Linked DNA regions of Homo sapiens: region 2 is linked to region 1. A link is an interaction called in ENCODE POLR2A ChIA-PET data of the cell type or tissue named here. Cell type or tissue: MCF 10A. All regions are shown on one strand. Each heading gives the region's core, and the rest is flanking DNA. Links, peaks and the distances in the headings are about the cores only. Region 1 holds the start of WDR64 (WD repeat domain 64). Region 2 overlaps WDR64 (WD repeat domain 64).

What was found. ChIA-PET counts read pairs that join two places held together with the same protein. Peaks named below come from ENCODE experiments on the same cell type or tissue, not always from the same donor. Only the 100,000 strongest peaks of a DNase experiment are listed, where the experiment ranks them.
Region 2: POLR2A ChIA-PET joins it to region 1 with 5 read pairs; 6 of 35 experiments call an interaction of 5 or more read pairs at or near these places.

What each region holds. Positions count from the first base shown.
Region 1 is chr1:241,643,875-241,652,889 of GRCh38, reverse strand. It overlaps WDR64 (WD repeat domain 64), which reads right to left and starts at 609. Exons shown (of 28, transcript NM_001367482.1): 1 at 261-609. The coding sequence starts at 405. In MCF 10A, for the core only: no CTCF peak of the experiment used is centred there; a DNase peak (open chromatin) is centred at 5,019.
Region 2 is chr1:241,744,306-241,753,320 of GRCh38, reverse strand. It overlaps WDR64 (WD repeat domain 64), which reads right to left. Exons shown (of 28, transcript NM_001367482.1): 13 at 8,805-8,928; 14 at 3,599-3,774. Among named protein-coding and RNA genes, the nearest start is that of WDR64, 97 kb to the right of the region's middle. In MCF 10A, for the core only: no CTCF peak of the experiment used is centred there; a DNase peak (open chromatin) is centred at 4,080.

The DNA of each region.
Region 1 (9,015 bases), core at 3,092-7,091:
TCCCATAGTTTTACAATTGAAGCAACTTCGGTTCAGAGAAGTAAAAAAAAAAAACAAAAACAAAAACAAAACAAAACAAAAGCTTCCTCATGTCCGCTTTGTTATTTAGGGACAGAGAAAGAACAAGAACTGAGGTCTTCATCCCCTTTCAGCACCCATTCTTTCACATTAAGCTCTGATGCTTCTCTCTGATGGCTTAAAACATTTTCCAGTTCTAACCAACAGACCCAATTGGACTATCGTGTAATCACTGATCTTACCTTCTTTATGGATAAATAAGCCTGCTCTTTCATCTCTTTTCTGGGCTGCTGTTTGTTCAACCAATTTTTCAAACCTGTTCAAAGCCTTTTTGAAATTGCTCATCTGAAGTGCCATGTTGAGACGCTTTTCCTTCCTGATATCCATAGGGACATAGGGGATCTTTTACTTCTGTACAGAAAGAATACTGCAAGTTTACCAATTTGGAAAACTTTCCAGTTGTTACAGTGCCTCCCTGCTGTCTCAGTTTTTGCCCTAGGTCTAATTCCTTTGATCTTAAAATCCCATAGTGCGGGTAGGAGTAAGAGTTGCCACTAGGATGTTAGCAGGGAGGAAAGCTGATTTAGGTCTGATGCATTTCATACAGACAAACATTTCAGTAAAAATCCTGACCTCACAATGTCATCAGTGTCCTTCATAGGGTCCTCATTGCATCATAATATCTCTGTAACATCCTACTTCCTTCATAAGGAGGAGATTGAGATATTTTTTTCCCCACAGACTGTGTGTGTGTGTGCGCGTGCACATGTGTGTGTTGTGTATACTGCTTGAGAGGGAAAAGGAATGAGTAAATAACAAGTAAGAAAACTGGGTAATACTTTCTCCCTCGTGTATCTCTTCTCACCTCAAACCTTTTGCCTTCCTCACAATACCGCGGAAAGTAAAGTTTGGCCAGGCACGGCGGCTCATTCTTGTAATCCCAGCACTTTGGGAGGCCGAGGTGGGTGGACCACCTGAGGTCAGGAGTTCAAGACCAGCCTGGCCAACATGGTGAAACCCCCGTCTCTACTAAAAATACAAAAATTAGCTGGATGTGGTGGCGGGCACCTGTGATCTCAGCTACTCAGGAGGCTGAGGCAAGAGAATCACTTGAACCTGGGAGTCAGAGGTTACAGTGAGTTGAGATCACACCACTGCACTCCAACCTGGGTGACAGAGTGAGACTTCCTCTCAAAAAAAAAAAAAAGTAATATTCACACTTATTCTTGCCACTGTACTGGATATGGAAATTCGAACTTCTAAAGATGAAATGTATTTCAGCACCTGTCATTTCTACCACAAACATTTTTAGAGGTCATAGGGAATACAAATGCTCTTCTTCCTTTGTGCATTGTCCTTCGATTGAAATAATAAAGTGAGCCAAGGATAAGGAAGGAGTGGCTTCTGATTATGAGGACAGCTTTTCAAGGTAAGAGGTCAGATGAATTAGAAGAGGCCTTTCTGCACATCTCCTTCCCAGTCATTGCAATCTCCAATCCGACTTAGTCCAAATGCTATTGACTCCGGTTTTCCAATTTTCAACTTTTTATGGGAAGGAGAAGTTGTTTAATGTTTCTCAACAATTAGTTAACTTCCTATGGCTTAGGTGAGTTAGATAAATTTCCTACCCCTTGGTAGTCCATCTTTTAAAACATTCTTCAAGAACTTGCATTCAGAGATGAAGCAGATGGCATTTCAGAGCACCTCCAATTCCAGTACTGTCTTCTTGGTGTCCACCTCTAACTATCTGTTAGGAGAGCGCAGTAAGATTTTATTTAAAGAAAAATCCCCCAACCCCATTTGTTTCTCCTCCTTTTTCCTTTAAAGCTTTCAAACCACTGTACAGTGATGTCTGGAGAACCACTCTTCCTACAATTCTAATGCATTCACCATTAATTCATCTAGGAAATATTTACTGAATACACACTTCATGCTAGAGGCTGTTTTAGACACTAAGGATACAGCAGTGAATAAAATAGCTTCTCAAGTTTATAGACTAATGCAGAAGACAGACAAACAAATAAATAATGTATCAGTGAGCAATTGTGCTACGAAGAGAGAGGAATTTTGTGTGTATTAGGGTGGGGGTAAAAATCAAAGTAAAAGAGGTAGGGAGATCAGGGAATTCCCCATTAATAGAAAGATTTCTGGGCAGAAACCTGAAAGAAGTGAGGTAGCAAGTCATGTGGATAAATGGTAGAAGGATGTTCTAGGGACAGCAGGCGTAAAGTCCTGAGATTGGTGTGTGCTTCACATATCTGAGAAACGACAGAGGCCAGTGTGACTGAGGTGGTGTGGGATGAGAGAGAGAGGTAGAGAGAGAAGGCAAGAGAGTCAGGGGGTGGCATCCAGATCACGTAGGATCTTATTGGCTGTTTTAGGACTTTGGCTTTTACTCTGAGATGGGATGTTTTTGAGCAGAACAGTGACATGATCTGACGTGCATTTGAAAAGAATCATTCCAGCTGCTTTGCGGAGAATAAACTGAAAGGGAGAGAGGGTAGAAGCCGGGAAGGCAGTTAAGTGGAAATTTCAGTAATGCAAGTAAGAGATGACAGTGGTTGAGATTAGGGCACTAGTGACGGAGGTTGTGCGAAGTGGTCAGATTGTGTGAAGGTAGATGTGACAGGTGTGCTAATAGATCAGATGGGGGTATGAGAGCAAGAGAAGGATCAGGGACAACTCCAGGGATCCTGGCCCTAAGAAATCAAAAGGATGGAATTATAATTTCCTATGTTTGGGAGGGAGGAATCCAATAGAAGGAGCAGATTGTGGGGAGTGGGGGAAATTAGGATTCAGTTCAGGATATGTTAAGTTTGAGAATTCTATTAGATAAACAATTGTGGATGTTGAATAACCAGACGTAAGAATCCAGGGTTCAGGGGAGAGCTTGGGAGTCATCAGCATTCAGACGGCATTGTATTTAAAGCCATTAGGCTGGATGAGATCACCTGGGAATCAATGCAGATAAAGAAGAAGGCAAGGTGAGGATCAAACCCTGAGCATGCCAGTGTTGGGAGGGCAGAGTGATCAAGAAGAACCACTGAGTAAATAGGAGTGGCTAGTGAGGTACAAGGAGAACCAAGAGAAAGGATCATCCTAGAAGCCAAGAAGAAAAGCTGTTTTGAAAAGGAAAGAGCCACTGGATGGATAATCCAGTTTATTCAATAAAGAAATTGCATAGGAAGACAAAAGGAAGGAGGAGGGGAGCTATAGATTAAAAAGGACTTTAAAGAAACACCATCCAACCACAGTGTGTGGACTGTATTTAGATCTTGACTCAACAACCAAACTTAAAAAGAGTTTAAAATACATGAGACAATTGGAAATTGGAACGCCAAGTAGATATTTGATGATAATAATAAATTATTGTTCATTGTTTAGATTTAATAATTATATTTTATGTTATATTGTTTGTCTTAGTCCATTCCTGCTGCTATAACAAAATGCCTTGGACTGGATAATTTATCAACAACAGAAATTTCTCCCAGTTCTGAAGGCTGGGAAGTCCAAAATCAAGGCTCCAGCAGATTCTGTATCTAGTGAGGGCCTGTTCCTCATAGATGGTGCCTTTTAGGTGTCCTCATATGGTGGAAGGGACAAACAGGTCCCCTCAAGCCCTGTCATGAAGGCACTAATCCCATTTATGGGGGTGAAACCCTCATGACCTAATGACCTCCGAAAGGTTCCAACTCTTAGTACCATCACCTTGGAGTTAGGTTTCAACATATGAATTTCGGGGGGACATAAACGTTTGGACCATAGCACTGTTATTTATGTGATGTTGTATTTTAGAACCAGATACTGAAATATCTATGGATAAGCATTAAAGTATGAAGGAGCAGTCAACCTTGCCAAGTACTGCTGAGGGCCTACGTAAGATGAGGACTGAAAATTAACCATTGGAACGTGGATGCTAGTGACCTTGAGAAAGCCTACCTCAGTGGAATGGTGGGCTAAACAGAGTAGGAGGAGGAGACGTGTTGATAGTAGGTATAAATGCACATTATGGCAGAAGCTTTTGGGAACATCTTTGCTGTTATATGCAGGAGCAAGTCACAGCTATTATGGTCATTTATAGAGCTACCGGATGCATTTGTGCTTATATTTTCTCGGTTGCGGAAATGATGTGGCCACAGATTTAAAGAACATTGAAAATCACTCATGTTCCTACACTCTTACAAAACTATTAATTTTAGAAAATTGCCTTCTAAGCCCAGACCACATACTTTGATAATTTTAGTTTCAACAGAACTATGCACATTATTTAAATTTTAATGTACAACTTCATAAACCTGTCCCTGTGTTTCTAATGTCCTTCATAAGTGTATATTTTTCTTTAATACCTATTTTTCTCAATGAAGTATTTTGCTATTTTATTATTTTTTACATATAAATGACCATGAAAGGCAGTCATTTTAAAGAGCCAGAGGCAAACACACACCTAGCTGTGTAAACAAAGAAATGATATTGGCACTGTCAGAAAAAGACTCTAGAAAAAAGCAGGTGGAATAATTGCTGTGAGTTAGTTTGGCTTCAGCTTCCATGAATGTTATAAGGGCCCGTATGAGGAAGGAGTGCTACCATGACACAAGGCCCATGGTTGGGTCCTCAGCTGGTCTGTTGTGTAGGCCTGGTACCAGTCATCTGGCAGAAATGCTATTGGAGCAATAGGTTGCTCTGGATTTTCTGCTTCTGGGTTCATGATGGCCAACTCCAGTTTCCAGGATAAATCAATGAAGAACTCCTTTGCGGTGAAATGAGTATACTCAGCTAATGCCTATGGCAGGGGACAAAGAGGTAGGCAGGAGCTTCAACAGTACATGGCCCTTGGTGACCAGGTACTGTTAAGAATCTGGGCAAGGCTCACCCTTACATTTTCAGAATAAAAAGATGACACAAGAGCAGAAGCCATCTTGGTGACCACACTCCTCAACACGGCTGTCTCTTGAGTCATATCCCTGCAGTCTGGACTGATGCCTTATACACACAGGGGCATGGCTGTCCTGCTACCATCCCCCTTCATCATCATTTTGAGAATTCCCTCATCCTCAAGCTTATATACTATGTCTTTCCTCACCATGATTTATTCCCTCATTTTGGTGACTCATATTCAGAAATAGGGCCTGGAAGATAGATATGTTTTTGATAGTTGCATATCTGAAAACATCCTGATCTTTCCTTGCACTTTGTTGATATTTGGTTGGGTACAGAATTTTAGGTTGGAAATTATTTTCTTTAAATATTTTGAAGATATTACTCCATTGTCTTTTTGCTTCTAGTGTTGCTGTTAGAAGGACTGTATTCTGATCAGCTTCCGTTGCTGATTATAAGCTATTCTGATCCCTGATGCTTTGTCCATAGCTTGTTTTAATCTTCCTCCCTCAGGAAACTTATAAATGTTCTCTTTGACCCCAGTGTACCAAACTTCCACTATAATGGGTGTTGGTGTGGAGATATATATATATATGTAAATTAATCATAACTTCACTAACCAGTTTCTTCTGGAAATTGTTTACTCTTCCCTACCTCCTCTGTCATGTAAACTGCATTTTTTTTTTTTAAGACGGAGTCCTGCTCTGTCACCCAGGCTGGAGTGCAGTGGCGCGATCTCGGCTCACTGCAAGCTCCACCTCCTGGGTTCACGCCATTCTCCCGCCTCAGCCTCCTGAGTAGCTGGGACTACAGGTGCCTGCTACCACGCCCGGCTAATTTTTTCTGTAGAGACGGGGTTTCACCATGTTAGCCAGGATGGTCTCGATCTCCTGACCTCGTGATCCGTCCGCCTCAGCCTCCCAAAGTGCTGGGATTACAGGTATGAGTCACTGTGCCCAGCCATAAACTCCATTTTTTAACAGCAATGTAACAAGTGAGATTTTATTTTAAAAACAAATGTATGTATTTGGGGGTTGAGTGGATGTGGACAGATACACAGTTTATGTATTAAGCTGATCCCTACATCTCACCCATCTGAGGAGCTGTATGCACCAGGAGCATTGACATTCAGAAACTTAAGGCATGCTAGATTCTCCTTTTTTTAAAAAAAAGTTCAAGCACATCCACTAAATTGCATTTCCTAAGGTAGGAAAAGTGCATACATGTTTCACAAGATTTTCAGTAAGGGCTCTTCTGCTGCTCACCAGAGACCAAGGTTAGAGGGGCCAGGGAAGAATGTGTCTCAACCCTGGGAAAAGGAATGCTTGATGGAAGTTCCCTCTCTGTTGTCCCCTTATGATGCAGAAGGCTAGGGGTTATCAGTTTCCAAACAAGAATGTCAAATGAAACGTGTCTCCATTCCTCGCTCCCCTATACTTTGCAAAGGACTTCCTTGGAATATAGGTATTGTGATAATTTAATGTTCCAATGTAAGAGGGTGTTTAGAGGGTTTTAAATGAACCTCTTTCTGTCTAAAGGACAGGCTAGACGGCCCACGCGGGAGGATGTGTGCAGTCACTGGGAACCAGTTCCGCAAGCATTAGCTCCTGCTCACCTTCAAACTATTTAAGAGAAGGCAACGAGTTCATTAGGAGCTCAAGGATATCCTTAATGAGCACTTCCACAGAGAGAGTGTTCAGCATGGAGGAGCCATGACATCTCCCCATTTCTTTCCATCCCAGGGGCACTGACAGGGAGAGTCTGGGGCTGGCCAGCTCTCTGCAGCAGACCACTTCCAGAATTTGGCAGGGCAAAAGATGCATACATATGTACAGAGGAACAGACGCTAGACTCTCAGTAGAGGGGCCAGACTGGGTCAGCTTGGGAGGGTCCCCAAGCAGGGTCAGAGAGTGAGATCCCAGCAGACAGCTACTAAAGGCATTGCCTCTGTCGAGAGAGTTGTGTGAGAAAGATGCCAGAGATCTCAATTTCTCTAGAGAACCTGAAAATCATCCTAGAAGAGAAAAACCCAACATTTAAAACTTGCTACAACCAGAGAGCACTAATATCAATTATTTTTAAAAGACAAAGTTGCAATCTGTTGCCCAGGCTGGATTGCTGTCTCCTGGGTTCAAGTGATTCTTCTGACTCAGCCTCCTGAGTAGCTGGGATTACAGGTGCATGCCACCTCACCTGGCTAATTTTCATATTTTTAGTAGAGATAGGATTTCACCATGTTGGCCAGGCTGGTCTCGAACTCCTGACCTCAAGTGATCTGCCCATCTCGGCCTCCCAAAGTGCTGGGATTACAGGCGTGAGCCACCGTGCCTGGCAGAGAGCACCAATATCAGACTACAACTTAACCAATCAAGGAAGATTTTTTTTCCCTCACAATCTCAAAGGGGCCCAGAGCAGCATCTACAGGTAGCGAGCGGATCAAGAAAATGGGGGAAGCTAAAGTTGTTTTCCTTCTCACCTCCACCCTCACAGAAGTTCTCCAGGCCTGAGGCTGGCTGTATCTTGGAGGGTGTGGACAAGCGAGTTTTCCGTGAGTTTTAGCTTTTCAGCATTACAATGTGCTGGCCTTGATGTCAACTGCAAGGGAGCAGAAAAGCTTTGGAAGCTGCCAAAATTCCATCTAAGGGCAGGAAGGAGCAAATGGTCAGAAAACATTTGAAATGAGTAGGGAGAACAAGCTGCTTTTTGGTTGCAGCATACTGAGTTCAGCTTGCTTCCTCAACTGGTTATAGTAGTTTATTTCTCCCACTCTGAGAGAGTGAAATGCAGGCACAATTTGCACATGCTTTTTTCTTTTTTTAAAAAAAAAAGTGGTAAAATATACATAACATAAAATTTTCCTTTCTAACCATTTTTAAGTATACCATTCAGTGGCATTGTGTACATTTACAATCTTGTGCAACCATTACTACTATTCGTCTCCAGAATTTTTTCGTCATCTTAAACAGAAACTCTCTACCCATTAAACACTAACTTCTTATTCTTCCCTCTTCTCAGCTTCTGGTAACCACCATTCTACTTTCTGTCTCTGTGAATTTGCCTGTTATAGGTACCTCATATCATTGGGATCATATAATATTTGTCCTTTTGTGTTTGGCTTATTTCCCTTATCGTAATGTTTTCAAGGTTCATCCATGTTGTAGCATGTACTAGAATTTCATTTCTTTTAAAATATGGCTGTATAATATTCCATTGTATGTATATATCACATTCCATGTATCATTCATCTGTTGATGGGCATTTGAGTTGTTTCTATTTTTTGGCTATTTTGAATAATCCTATTATGAACATAAGTATACAAATACCTGTTTGAGTCCCTGCTTTCAATTCTTTTGTGTATATACCTAGGAATAGGATTGCTAGATCATATGGCAATTTTTTTTGTTTTGAGACAGGGTCTCACTCTCTTGCCCAGGGTGGAGCGCAGTGACACGATCACAGCTCACTGCAACCTCAAACTCCTGGGCTCAAGGGATCCTTCTGCCTCAGCCTCCTGAATAGTTGGGTGAGACTACAGGTATGTGCCACCACACCCAGCTAATTTTTTATTTTTTTCTGAAGAGATGGGGTCTTACTATGTTGCCCAGGCTGGTCATTGTACTCTTGGCCTCAAGTGATCATCCTGCTTAAGCTTCCCAAAGCACTGGGATTACAGGAATGAGCTCACAATAATTCTATGTTTAACTTTTTGTGGAACTACCAAATTGTCTTCCACAGGAGCCACACCATTTCACATTCCCATCAGCAGTACGACAGGGTTCTAATTTCTACACATCTCCACACAAAAACCAACACTTGTTTTTGTGTTTTGTTTTGTTTTTTGATGATAGCCCTTCTAGTAGGTGTGAAGTGGTATGTCATTGTGGCTTTGATTTGCATTTCCCTAATGACTAATCACAGTAAGTTTCCTTCCATGTGCTTTTAGGCCATTAGTATATTTTTGGAGTAATGTCTACTCAGATCCTTTGCCTATTTCTGAATTGGGTTGTGTGGAGTTTTTTGTTGTTGAGTTGTAGGGGGTCTTTATAATATTGATGCCTTATCAGATATATGACTTGCAAGTATTTCTCCCATTTGCTGTGCTGTCTTTTCACTCTTTTGATA
Region 2 (9,015 bases), core at 2,484-6,483, 100 kb before region 1:
TTTTGCTTGCAGAACAGGACTCTTTCTATGTTGAAAAGCAGCTATGGAAAAGTGGAGAGAATATTGGTCTAGGAGTGAAGACAGCCAGTTTCTAGTCTTAGTTCTTGTGGGACCTCGGGCAAGGTACATACCTTCTTTGGCCCTATTTTTCTTATTTGCAAAATGAGGGCTTTAGCTAGTTGATGGATAAAAGTCCTTCCATTTTTTAAAGCTTTGATTTTAGGTGTTGCCCTAAGGCCTCTGTTACTTCATATCCATGTTAATTTAAAAGTATGGGCCCATAGTACTCCTACGTACTGGTGGATTCTTTGTTTACAGTTTGTGCCATTGTGGGATAGAAGGAATGAATCTCAGCAATATCTCAAGAGTGACCAGATATTGACACTGAGTAATAGCTTAGTTAGATTTATGTGCCCACCTGGTGGTATGAGTTATTGACAGTGGTTTGTTTTTTGTGTGTGTGTCTTTTTGAGACAGAGTCTTGCTCTGTCGCCCAGGCTGGAGTGCAGTGGTGCAATTTTGGCTCACTGCAGCCTTGACTTCCCAGGATCAAGCAATTCTCCCACCTCAGCTCCCCAAGTAGCTGAGACTACAGGTGTGTGACACCATGCCTGGCTAATTTTTACATTTTTTGGTAGAGATGGTGTCTCACTATGTTGCCCAGGCTGGTCTCAAACTCCTAACCTCAAGCTATCCTCCTGCCTTGGCCTCCCAAAGTGCTGAGATCACAGGCATGAGCCACTATATCCAGCCCAACAGTGGTTTTTAATAGGTTTAACCGGTTTCAATGGAACCTCCTATGACAGTGGCTCTCAGACTTTCTGAATTCACAGAGCAGCAGAATTTACAAAACACCTTTTGAAGATTGACCTAGAGTTACCAACATTCAATTTTACCAAGTGAGGACATGAGGGAGAAGGAGATGGGAAACTCTACTACCATTATTTTATGAAAAGAAAGGCTATAGTAATATAAAACAGTAGGAAAGATATAATCTTAAAATTTAAATGAAGTAAAAGTAGCTTTGTGAAAAGTTACCCTTATTTTCTACATTTCATCTCTAATTGGTGAAATCTTTTATGTTATATTGGAATTGGCTGGTAGGTCTTTAGGAATTGATTAGGAAAACAGCAGTTCATATAATGCTAAGAGCATTATTATGTTAATTGCTTCATAAAGAAAGATCATTTACTTTAAAGGACACAGAAATACAGCTATATGAGTAGATTCATAAAGCACTGTGGTTAAAAGGAAGGGAAGTAAGTGGGTCTTTAGAATTTGAATGATTTTGGGGTCAATTAATCATCTTCCTGGAACCCCCATAGTGCTTTGTTTATCATGTTAGAACAGTAATCTCTCACCAACCTATGGTTTTGTCAACAATGGCTTGGGGGCAAATTTTTCTCAAATTTGCCAAAGGTTTCATATAGGCAGAATGCAATTCTATCCCCTTAAAACTGAGATTATGAGAAGAATTGTTGTTTTCTTCTCTTGTTTTCTATGAAGTTGTATTAATAGACCAGTCAATTTACGGTCTGCCCTCTTGTTACGTGGCTAGGAAATCATGCCCAGAATATTCAGCACAGTGATGATTTGTGCCCAGAGCGGGCAGTTGCACAAGGGTTTTTCTGAGACTTGAGAAAATAAAACCAAGAACAGAAGCATAAGAGAGATATTATATTTAAGCCGTTAAGGACTGTCTGAACACATTTAAAAGTACATGATACTTTGGAGACCCTTCTCAGCTCATAATGCATCAGCGATGTTTCCTGAATAACTGAATGTGATCACTGAAGCAGGTTTTGGCTTTTTGGTTTTGTGGAGCCGGGATGGGGGTGTTTGTTTTTTTGTTTTTGTTTTTGTTTTTAAGGCAGCTGGGAATCTAGGAAGATAGAGAGATAGAGGTTGGGTTTATCTTTCCTCCATTCCACTCTCAGCTCCAACTTCCACCTGCCCACCTTCCAGTTTCTGGGCAAACAGAGAAATGGGGTTTGGAATTTAGGGAAAGAAATTTATTATAAAGCTTGTTCCCTTTTTAGTTGGAAAAAAAATGGCCTGGCTACCAGATTAGTCTGACAACCATCCCACCATACAAGCTTCTGAGACACTTTGTGAAAGCACTCACAACACTTGTAGTAGGTGGATCACTGCCCCCTTATTAAATTATGCATTTCATGGTGAAAGGGAATATCCTTCTGGAACATGGCAAATATTTGGTAACTGGTCATTGAAAAAAATGAATGAATGAAAGTATTCTAGAAAATAAGTATGTAAATCAAATTATTTTATTTCAAATAGGCAGATATAATAATAAAGTAAATAATAGTAATACACTAATAATAATAAGTAAATAAGGATACTTTCAACATTATATTATAAAGCTGCCCGCTCCAACATTAATAAAAGTTCTCCAAATACCCCTCATAAATGTACTATTGTCTACTTTAGAAGAGGTTCTTTCTCTATTTATTTTTAAAATTATTTTAATCCTTAATGAGCACCTACTCTGGGCATGGCCAAGAATACAAATATAAATAAGAGAGGTTTTCAGTTCCTACCAAGATCAATCTGCAGGTTCTAAATGCAGAACCAGAATAATCAATGTGAAAAATGCTACAGTAGAACTAAAAACAATTTTGGTGAGTGAATAGTTCCATGCTACTTTTTGCAGCCCTTAAAAAAGGAGCATTTGTGACAACAGACATTGTCTGGTAGGAAGGGCATCCTGATGAACAATGGCACTTTGTAAAGCAAAAGTCAACATTTCGTTCATTGTAGAGTGTATTATTACTAAGAAATTCCTTTCTACAGTGCCATTTTGGATTACTCAGACAAGAGAAGAGTATATTACATCAGGCAGGTTTTTCACTCCTTTTTCCCCATTCTTAGGTCATCAGTTATCTTAAGCTGGTGCTTCATGATTGCTGTGCTATACAAGACTTTTCTTTTCTGATCTTAGCTTTCAAAAGGGTAAAGGCAATGAGTTCTTGAGTTCGAGGTGATGGGGTGAGATCCGCTCAATAGCCAGGATAAATGATCTAGTCTTCATTATAAATTTGAAGAGGGCATTAGCATTCCCAGGTGGTAATAGAGTCATAGGAAAAATAAATTAGCCTACCTCAATCCTCCCCAAACAGCCCTGAGCAGATTGCGTCATTAACCTTAAAATAAACAAAGCGATTTTGGTGACAAACTGGAAAAGTGACTTGAGCATTCCTGAATGCATTATGGGTTATAAGGGACAGAGCCTGCTGGAAAGCAGTTCTGCCAGTGAATTATTCCCATATGAGCGTATAAAGCATGTCAGAGGTGGCAGCTGAGTATAAATTTAGCCTTCCTGACACCTGCCTTAGGAGACCCTGACTAACCCTTCAGCGGAAGCTTGATGGGCAGCATGCCGTGGCTGGGCAGCGATTGTTTTTTGCTCTTTGCCTAAACCTGGGCAAAGTTAATGAGGAGCATCACGGGAAGGCTGAGGATAAATACCATCTTCAGCTGGCTACCAAGAGCGGGGTTACATGGTGGGGATTATCCACTGACTCATTTGATTTTCCCAAAAAGGGCACCTGCAGTACGAGTATGAAGTGGGATTGTAAACCTGGATCATTTTGATAGTCCCGTTGCGCTCCAAGGCCAGGACCAGCTGCTGGTGTTTTTCTTGGGCTTTGAGGAAAATGAGGCGTCGTAGGCAGTGCTCGTCCTCCTTCCAGTCTTTCCCCTCCGGCAACACCTTCATCTCCTGCCCACTGCCAAAGTCCCAGATTCTGACTGTTCCTGAGCATACAGAGAAAAAGACTATGTGGGTAAAAATGACTTAGAGAAAGCTTGGCTTTTCGCTCAGAGAAAATTCATCCGATCGAAAGCTTTCTGCCAACAATTTATCCTATATTTATTCCCTACTCAGATGGGTGAGTCTTCCCAGGCTTGCTGTGCATGAAATTTATTCCTTTATGCCTTGATTTGTCACAGGCTGAAAAAAATAAATAAATAAACAGGACCAGGCAACGCCTTGAAATCTACCCTCAGGCTCTCCTACTAAGCTTTTGCTCTAAAGTGAGTCTCTTCTGTTGTTATTCTCCCAACGCTTCTCAGTGTGCTAAACACCCAGTCCCGAACATGGGAATATTCGCTACCATGCCACGACTATTATTCACAGTGAAAGATCATTCCAGTAATCTGTCACATTTCCTAATGTGCTGACATGTTTTAGGACTTTAGCTCTTATTAGATAATAAAAAGTTGGAGGGAATCCCAGCCGGTAAGAAACTGCCAAGCTTGGAGTGGTTTTGTTGGTTACGTGGGAGGAAAGTGAAAGAAAAGTGTCGAGTGTTTTTCTTTTCTTTTCTTTTCTTTTTCTTTCTTTCTTTCTTTTTTTTTTTTTTAAGACAAGAGTCTCACTCTGTCACCCAGGCTGGAGTGCAGTGGCGATCTCGGCTCACTGCAAGCTCCGCCTCCTGGGTTCACACCATTCTCCTGCCTCAGCCTCCAGAGTAGCTGGGACTGCAGGCGCCCACCACCACACCCGGCTAATTTTTCTGTATTTCCAGTAGATACGAGGTTTCACCATGTTAGCCAGGATGGTCTCGATCTCCTGACCTCATGATCTGCCCTCCTCGGCCTCCCAAAGTGCTGGGATTACAGGCAGGAGCCACCGTGCCCGGCCAAGTGTTTTTCTTACACTTAAAATTATACTTTCTGTTTGAAACCTAAACCTCAACGTGATGGTGTTTGGAGATCATTAGGTCATGGGGGTAGAACCCTCATGAATGGGATTAGTGCCTTTATAAAAAAGGCCCCAAATTGAGATCTGCTGTGGCTCAGACAAAAAAAGAAAAGTAAGTAACAAAATGGGCCCCAAGGATCTGCCTTGCCCCTTTGTCATGTGAGAACACAATGAGAAGGCACCATCTATAAACCAGGAGGCGGGCCCTTGCCAGACACCAGATCTGCCAGCGCCTTGATCTCGAACTTCCCAGCCTCCGGAACTGAGAGAAATCAATTTCTGTTGTTGAAAAACCCCCAGTCCTCCTGCCCTGAGTGGTAAGGCATGTCAAATGGTCTGAGCCCAGGAGGTTTTCCTATCTCCCCTCAAGAGGTAGAGAAGAATTTGCTCAGCTTTTTCTCCCTTACAATAGGTCTTCATCTACAGTATCAGCAGGAGGGTTTGCTGCCCTTCCCTCAGTGGCTTAGGCTTTTGCTTTGTCGGTAAGACGGATGCTGGTGGGACTTTCTGTGGCTCCACAGTGTTGGCTGTTCCTCTCCCCAACATCTGCACCATGAGGGAGGCCAGCACTGTGTGACATGTGACGAGCTCTGTGAGGAGCATGGGAATGGACGCACAGTCCCTTTGTGTTTCTGGCTTTTAGAAGCGCTGTACTCTCATGCTATCCTACACTCAGATCTCAGCAATTCTTACAAATTTGACTACATTCTCACCCACCTGAATGCCAGCCCAATTTCCTTCTCATCACTGCCCTAGGTAAGACAGTAATTGTGTCCTGCCTTCCGCGGAAGTGCCTGTCTTTCCCAGGAAGTCTTTCCTTCCTGTGTCTTTCCTTCGATTTCAGGCTATTTGCCTGCAACATCGATTCTCGCATAGGTTCAAGAAAAGTTCTGATTTCATAGATCAGCTTGCTTTTTTTCTAGATGTCAGTATGGGCCCAACACTCTTTCCATCTTATTACATACCAAGGAGACACTGTCAGCTCCAATTCTGATAGTGCTTAAAGCATTTTAATTAATCTGATACACGACATTTGAGACCTCAACTAATGTACAAATTTAAAGATTTGTATCAGTGTTTCAGTGTTTGGCAAAATTTGTTAACTTTCTACATTATTTTGAACTTTGAAAAATAAAAAGAAACAGAAAGTTGCAAAAATAGTAGAGTCCTGTGTACCTTTTCCCAACTTCCCCCATTGCTTACAGCCCATGTGACTACGGTATAATCCTAAAACAAGCAAATTGACATTAGAAAATCCCATTAACTAGACTACAGACCTTGTCCAGATTTTACCAGTTTTTTACGTGCACTCGTGTGTGTATGCGTTTAGTTCTTCACAATTTTACCGTATGTATAAATTTGCACAACCAATATACAGAAATGTTCCATCAATCCACAGGAACTTCCTTGTGCTAACCTTCATAGTCACCACCACCCCCGCCGTCACTATTTGGTAATCACTAAGCTGTTCTGTTTTACTTATCTAAAAGTTTGTCATTTTGAAGACATCTTACTTTGTTATTTTAAGAATGTTATTGGCTGGGTGCGGTGGCTCACGCCTGTAATCCCAGCACTTTGGGATGCCAAAGCGGGCAGATCATTTGAGGTCAGGAGTTCCGAGACCAGCCTGGGCAACATAGCAAAACCCTGTCTCTACTAAAAATACAAAAATTAGCTGGGCATGGTGGCAGGCATCTGTAGTCCCAGCTACTCAGAAGGCTGAGGCAGGAGAATCACTTGAACCCAGGAGGCGGAGGTTGCAGTGAGCCGAGACCCTGCGCCCCTGCACTCCAGCCTGGGTGACAAAGCAAGACTCCATCACAAAAAAAAAAAAAAGAACTGAAATGGAATACGTGACCTTTTAAGATTGGCTTTTGTCTTTTGTTAGTGCCTTTCAGATTCATTCAAACTGATGCAAATATAACTAGCTTGTTTCTTTGTATTACTTGTAATAACTACAGTATTCCACTGTATTGTTCTACTGCAGTTTGTCTAACCAGTCATCTGTTGAAAATTTTTTTTTTTTCAGTTTTTGGTTATTATCAATAAATCTGCTATAAACTTTTTTTTTTAAAACACCACCCACTCTATGGTATTCCGTTGTAGCAGCTCAAATGGATGGAGACACTTTCTTTATTGTTAACTTCATTCATTTGCTTTGGGGGACCTGGAAGAAGGGGCCAGAGGGATGATAAACAGTACAGTTGTGGAATGCCTATTTCTAGGTCATTGCTCAGAGTAGAGAATTCTCTTCTCACATGAGCTTTTATAGTGGTCACCTCAGATTCAGACTCCAGTGAACCACAGGTCTTTTCCTCTCCTCCTTTAACCCTACCCCATTTCTTATCCCTCAGCTCGAATCCTGCTCGACACCCAGAGTGTTTTCACTGCACTATTTTCCTTCCCCTACACCAGGTTCTCCCCATCAGCAACACTCACACCCCCAGTATTTGTTGGAACATCATTAAACATTGATTAAATACTCCCTATATACCCAGCACTGTGGTAGGAGCTGGGGATATTTAATGAATAATCATAGTGCCTACCCTCAAGGACTCTGTGGCATTATAGGAAAACAGTCACACAAACAATTAAAAGACATTATCGTGTTCTCATACATTGCTGGGTTATGCAGAGGACAATCTCCTTGTCCAGATTTCCTGCTACCTTGGGACTTGGGCAGTCAGATTTAGTGGAGCTGAGAGCAGAGAGACGTACTCCTCAGCTTTTCCCAGGTGATGGGTGGGTAGTAATGCGAGGAGACCAGTGGCTTGTGGTTTGAACTTCTCTGGGAGTCAGAATCTCACTTCCCAGGGTGTCCTGGATCTCTGTCAATTTAACAGAGAGGGCTTGGCACAGTGGCTCACTCCTGTAATCCCAGCAACTCGGGAGGCCAAGGAGGGAGGATCACTTGAAGCCAGGACTTTAAGACCAGCCTGGGCAACACAGTGAGACTCTGACTCCAAATAAATAAACACAATAAAATAAATTTAACGTATGTACCTTTGAGGAGGACAAACTCAATATCTGAAAGAATTCTAGGTTCTAGAACTAACAATGTAAAATATGGCTTGCTTGCATATAAACAATACTATTGTCAGTCATATATTGAATTGCTTAATGCTTCTGCCTGATAATAATTGTGTACATTGCTCAGAATCTCAACAACCACATTTCATGTCTATGCAGGGTGTGCTTATGGAACAGTTAAGACTGCTTTCTCAAGAACCGATCCACGTGAAGGGCAGTTGCATTTATTCATACCCCATCAACTCAGCATTCATGATTTTATTTCACGTGCTGTTGTCATCTGCTCACACTTTTAAAAGTGAGACTTTCACACATCAGGATGCTCACTCGAGTCATCAACTGGCTTATGCGTATAGGCCTAGGGTAAATATATTCAGAGTAGCTCATGCAATCGGTCATATGGTCTAGATAAAGCAGTTCTTTCATTTAGTATGTCGTGAGTGGGGTGAAAGGCAGGGCAGTCTGTAGCTCTTCAGTTCCTGGAAGTCCTACCAGTGCTCCATAGCGTAAGGCACACCAAACGGCCTAGCCCAACCTGGGCCTGGCATCCTCTCAAGTTTGGCATGGAACATGCCCTCACGAAGGCTAGACATATGAACAATGCCAATATAGAATTCCAATATAGGAGTAATGTGACAAAGTTGGCTGGATGTTTTGTCTGGTCCAGAAATCTACTGTCGGTAAAATTATTGTTAGCAAGCACTGAATCTGATGTCTGTCTCTTGGCTGATGGTACCCAAAAGTGGAAAGATAGGATGAGTCAGTGCAACACAGATTAGATGAGATGTCATATGCAAAAGACTTCTGCAAACTGTTAAAGCAACTATGTAAATGCAATGTGAGGAATTATTTTTAACATCATATCAAGACATTGATGCCTGTTAGATAAGGGACTCTACCACTATTCACCCAGGCACAGGAATTTCACTGGCACCCAGACATAGTCCAGCCTGCTTCATGCTCTCCTTCTACCCTAAAGAACGAAAGAGTTTTTGGCGGAAATTCTCAGGACACTAAAGCAGGGACGCCACATTCTGGATGTTAGTCTGACCATTATACGCTCCTGTGGCAAAAAGAAATCCACTTTCATCGACAGCTGCAGAAGTCACTTCAGTATTGAAACCATGAGGTTCTAAAATCTGGTATACTTGGAGCCCAGTCTCGAGTTCCCATACCTATGGGAAAGAACGAAAATATCAAGTAATCCGTTTGAAGAAGCCCTTCAATTCTCATCAGAATTACACCATATTCAAAACAGCCTC